Regions from separate parts of the Homo sapiens genome. Here region 2 is linked to region 1. Evidence: chromatin loops called from intact Hi-C (ENCODE). Cell type or tissue: gastrocnemius medialis. All regions are shown on one strand. Links, peaks and the distances in the headings refer to the core of each region. The heading gives the core; the rest is flanking DNA.

Region 1 (2,821 bases), core at 101-2,600:
AATGCAGCTGACCAGACACATAACTGAGTCTAGCTGAGAGTGTAAGAACCGCCTAGCTCAGCCCAGGCCAACTGCTGACCCACGGAATCCTGAGCTAAATAAACAGTTGTTTTAAGTACTGTGTTTTGGAATGGTTTCTCATATTACAATATATAACCATTATAAAATTTAACTCAGTGCATTAAAACATTATATTCCTAGTACTTGAGTCTCTGAGCACAGTGGAAATAAAAGGAAAAAAAAAGTCCTAGTACGTGGTAGACCCTCAATAAATGTCTTGTTCCATCCCAAATGTGGTCACGCAGAAGTCAGCCACCCGCTAGACTTGGCTCTTCAAAGGCAGGAGCCCTATCATGCTCATCTCCATATTCTCAACACTCAGCATAGTGTCTAGCACAAATTAGAGCCTCAATGTATGTGTTAAATAATTGTCAAGTGAAGATTTGAAATGTCTGCAATTCTAGGGCAAATTACATTTACATTACAATTAATGCATTGCATTACACAAAATGGATTACCTTTAAACTTAGGCAAGCTACTCAACTTTTCTAAATATCTGTTTCCTCATTATAAAAGCAATGGGGATAAGAGTGTCTTCCTCATGTAATACTCCTAAGGTTTAAATGCAATAGTTCATGCCACATCTGTAGCATAATACCTGGCACATATAAAATCATACCTATGTGGTGGGTGTTATCACTCACCTGTTTTTCTCTTTCCAAGTAAACTGTAAGTTACTTAGCCACAGAGATGTTACTGTGTGTGTAAGACAGTGCTGGCCACGTGGCAGGCGTGCTGGGTGCTTCATAAGCACATGGACTGCTCTCTGTACAGAAATCTCAATGGCTTCCCACTGCCCATTAAAATTTTAACTACTTTTACACAGCAATAATTTAAAAATCTTACCACCTCACCTATCCCATATTATGTAATATCACATACCAGATCAATGAGAAAGACATCCAGGTATAAGCAACAGAAACCCAAGTAACAGTGTCTCAGACAAGCAGTTTTACTTTTCCATCAAACAGCCTCGAGGTAGGCAGTTGCTGTCATTCTCCAGTGGCTGTCACAGGTGTCAGAGACAGCTGCCCTGAGTCCCTCAGCTGCTCCCTGTGGTCATGGGATGGCTGCCGCAGCTACTGGCCTGACAGCCACATTCAACAGGGTAAGCATGAGACAGAGACTGCCACATCTGCTCCTGTTATGTGGAAAAGTTTTCCCAGGGCTCCAGCCAACTTCTCCTATGTCTCATTGATATCCCACAACAGAGGCTGAGAAAGCATGCAGGCAGCCCTTCCAGCCTCTGAGGCTGTGGCAGATGGCATTTCCCAAAGACGCCCACACTAACAGATCTCACTCCACACGCTCTTCTTCAATTGTGACACTGAAACCTCCCTCTTGAGAGGTGGGATCTAAGTTCTTTCCTCTTGAATCTGGTGGGCTTCTGACTACAATGGAGGAGATGTTGTGTGACTTTCAGGGTGACGTAGAAGAGGTGGTGCTCCTTCCTCCCATATTTCTCTCCCCCCGGACATATGCCTTTGGAGCCGGGGATGCGGAAGAGGCCACGTGGATCGGCCACAAAGAGAGAGGCAGAGGTGCTCAGCAGGAGGCTTTGTCCAGTGTAGGCACCAGACATGGGACGAAGAGCCTTCCACATGCCCAGCAACACCCACCCACCATTCGACTGTGGCCTCATGACAGATGCTAAGCCAGAAGTGCCCAGTAGGATGCTCCCAAGTTCCTGATCCAGAACCCATGAGAGAGAAATGGTTACCGCTTTTTTAAGTAACTGAGTCTGGAGTGACGTGCTATCCAATAGACAACTGCAACATGAGTGGAGGCAGGTGAGAGGAGGTGCAGGGAAAAGGGGGCTGGGTCAGCAGGTGACAGCCACTAATGCTCTGCTCCTCCAGCTGCTGTCCTCACTTCCCCCATCGTCCACAGTTTCCGGCCTTCATGCCCCTGCTCTTCCCTGACCTGAAATCCCAGCCCTAGCTAGCAAAGCAGAGCCATCCCGCAGGTCGTAAGCCTGTCTCCTCACTTCCATCAAGCCACAATGATCTCCCTTGTTCCTGCCCATGACAAAATATTTTTAAGTTTAATTACTTTCAGTCACACTATTCTTTGCCCCCACTACTCTGGCTTCTTAAATCTAGCCTGGGTTCTTGTTCATGGGGATCCCTACATATTTCTGTATTATATATATTAGTTTACTCCAAACACCATCCAAGGTCAGGAGTAGCTGTTTAATAAGCACTTGCTAATGAAACTAAGCAGCGTGCATTTTACCCTACAGTGTTTCTTACAAACTCCTTCTCAAGATAAAGCTAGCCTTCTTCTTACCACTCAGTGATGGTCTGTGTCTTTTCCTCCTTCAAAACTCAGATCAAATGTAACTTTCCCTGTACACTTTTCCCTGATTAACTTCTTCCATCCCCAGAGGAAACACCTCTCACTCCTGTTCTTCTGCACCTTGCACACCCTTCTCATCCTCCTCACCTGTCTGGTTACACTGGAACTGTGTGTCCTGTCTCCTCACCAAACCACTCCATCACTGAGGGAAAGACCACCTCTCATTTATCGTTTTATTCACAGTGGCAAATGTTAATATGCAGGAGAAACTCAACAAGTGGTTGATGAATGGACAAAAAAGGAACACGCTGAATTGCCAACAAAAAAGAACATACTAAATTAAAAATTCCAACTTCATTACTTAACTTCTTTTTTGTTTCTGAGATGGAGTCTCACTCTGTCTGCCCAGGCTGGAGTGCCATGGTGCGATCTCGGTTCACTGCAACCTCTGCCTCTTGGGTTC
Region 2 (2,821 bases), core at 92-2,591, 120 kb after region 1:
TGTTGTGCCACCTGGACCAAACAGCAGAGACTGCTGGTCCATGACAGAAAAGGAATAACTCAGAAACACTGAGGGAGTGGACAGCTGGAAAAGAGGCAGAAGACAAAAGAGAGAAAGAAAGAGTGTCCTCCTGGCCCCATCCATGCAGCATCCTAGCCCAATCCCTGGCTCCTGACCTGGATTCCGTAGACAGCCCAGAATCCTTCCAACGAATTCCCTTTTTTTGTGTTAGTTGAGTTAGGTCTCTTTCACCAGTAACCAAGAATCCCCTGACTAATAGAGGGTTCTACAGTCCTTTCCGCTGATTGTTTTGAAAGAGGCAAGATAGAAACCTACAGGTGGTTGACTGAACCCAGCAGAGTCCTAGAGCCAAAAAGAGATCAGCCACCCCTTGGAACCTGCTCCCGTGGCAGGGCTTAGACCACAGAACCCTAACTTGCAGCTCCACACCAGGCCACTGCAGCGCTCCACAGCAACTTTCTGGTAGGCCCTTGGGCCACAGACTTAACTCCTCCAGCCAACCTACCAACTAATGCTAGGTTAAAGGGGAAATGAGTTGTTCTCTATTTCGTACCGCTGCTTTGAGAGTATAATATGGGGGAGACAAAGTAAAGTTTTCAGGATACCATCAGAGACAACATACATGGAGGGTACAGCTTCCCCAGCTGCAAGGGCAGCAAATCAAACCCAGAAGAAATGTGGGCACAGCACCTCCATTCACCTAATCAACTCCTACAGGAAAGAAGTAAATGCAAGCTGCAAAACCAAAGGGACATCATATTAGAGAAAACATGCTGATGATTCATCATACAGAAGAAGCAACCGTTATTTTTAAAGTCCATGAAAGCACCTGGTTGAAACATGACACACCATGGCGGCTGCACAACAATATAAATGTTGTTTAATGGCCCTGAACTGTACATTGAAAAATGATTACAATAATATATTTTGTTATGTATATTTTACCACACTTTTTTAAAAAGACACATCATAAGAGTTTGAGACAGACTGAATTCCCTCCATTGCAAACACACCACAGGCAGTGTACATGTGACAGCCGTATAAATAACATGTTCCCTGGCCTGAGGCAACTAAGCACAGAGCTGAGGCTGACCTGAGTGGTGAGTCTGGGTGGGCAGAAACGAACAGAGTCCTGGCTTTTTGTTTTTTGGGAGGGAGAGGGGGCAGGGGTTGTCAAACAAAGTAGGCATCTTCTGAAATGAGTAACAACAAAAACTCACTCCACAGTCCATTTTCTCCAACCTACTAACCTGGTTGGAGATCAGGCTACTAAGCCTGATCAGCACGGTCTTAACATTACTAATTTCTAAATATTTCAACATAAATGGAACAGTTCCTCACTCCTCAGAAATCACTGCTGGTTTCCTATCAGCCACAAACAGATGGCAGCTCAGGAGAGTCCTGTTCCCATTATGCCAACTTGGCAGGAGGCTCACCTGCTGCCACCTGAAACACCAATCCCTCCCACCTTTACACAGAAGGCTCCCAAACACAACTAAAATCCTGCCTGGATACCCACTGATCAGCATCCTTAAAAGCATAGGGGGGAAGTCTCATTACAACTCCACTAATTAATAAACATAGGGAGGGACGACATCACGTCCTAATATAATTACAAGAATACTGTAGCTTTTCATTGCAGTTCCACTATATGGTTCAGACAGGTTCCCTGCCTGATTACACTGGGCTGTAATCCAGTTTTGCTAATATATCCATATGTATAAGAGTGAGAGCAGATCTTATATCAAATCTAAAGGAAAACTTTTGGAAATGCTAAAAAGTTCAATTTCAGACATATTAATACATCCTCAACATTTTATTTACAATAAGACCACCAATCTTGTTTTTATAACCGCCAACAGGTTTCTTGGTTTCTCGGCTGCAACTTTTTTATTGAAGTGATCAAAGACTTAGAGAACAACAGGATGTTCACAAGTTACCCTTAAAGTAGAAAACATGAAAGCTGCCTGTGTGAGTGTGGTATATGTGTGTACATGTTAGTATACATACCACGTATACACACACACACAGAAGTTATATATATACATACATACAGAAACACATACACACATGCACGCACTGGCAAAGAAAAAAGAAAACAATCTGGGCTGTTCACTTCATCAGATTCCAAGCAAAGATGCTCTTCTGTGCTTTCTGGACACACCTACTAATCACCAAAGCCTTAACCACTGACTGCTCCTTGCCTGCTCAGCAAATCAAACTCAACTCTGGAATGTTAAGCCAAGGTGTTCTTCAGGAGGAGTAGCTTAAGTAACTAGAGAGTTACTTTAAATAGTAAGAGTTCACTGCATTCATGCCATAGCCCAGTACTTAAACCTATAACAGGCTCTGCTCTTGCGATAAAGACCAAAATCCTTAAATGTGGCACACGAGGCCCAGCAAGAAAAGGGATCTCTCCCACCAAGGCCTCTGCATTTCCCCAGGGAAGCCACCTCTGACCTTCTGACTAGATCAATTCTGCCTTTATACCCTGTACTTCTTCATGCAATGAGGGAAAGAATGACAGCTATTGCATCAGTTAGCACATCTTCGGTTGCAAATAACAGATAACCCTAACTTAAATTGGTGTAAACAATAAGAAAATTTATTTCACAGAACAAGTCCAAGGTTAGTGGGTGCCAAGCATGGTGCACTGGGGCTCTGCAGAGTTCTCTCTGCTGTTGGCTTGGCTCAGTCCTTAACCTGATGTTGGCTTCATGCTCAGACCAGTAGCAAAACAATTGTAACAGTTCCAGGCACCACACCCAGACATGACAACTTTCAGAGGAAGAAAAGGCCA

The links. Peaks named below come from ENCODE experiments on the same cell type or tissue, not always from the same donor. Only the 100,000 strongest peaks of a DNase experiment are listed, where the experiment ranks them.
Region 2: it touches region 1 in a loop (1.8-fold over the local background); 2 of 110 quality-filtered maps call a loop at or near these places.

What each region holds. Positions count from the first base shown.
Region 1 is chr6:158,375,162-158,377,982 of GRCh38, reverse strand. The region is part of intron 1 of TULP4 (TUB like protein 4); the gene reads right to left. Among named protein-coding and RNA genes, the nearest start is that of SNORA116, 54 kb to the right of the region's middle. In gastrocnemius medialis, for the core only: no CTCF peak of the experiment used is centred there; a DNase peak (open chromatin) is centred at 1,122; H3K27ac peaks cover 2,264 bases.
Region 2 is chr6:158,255,557-158,258,377 of GRCh38, reverse strand. It overlaps a transcript of TULP4 not described here. Among named protein-coding and RNA genes, the nearest start is that of TULP4, 55 kb to the left of the region's middle. In gastrocnemius medialis, for the core only: no CTCF peak of the experiment used is centred there; a DNase peak (open chromatin) is centred at 1,097; H3K27ac peaks cover 2,500 bases.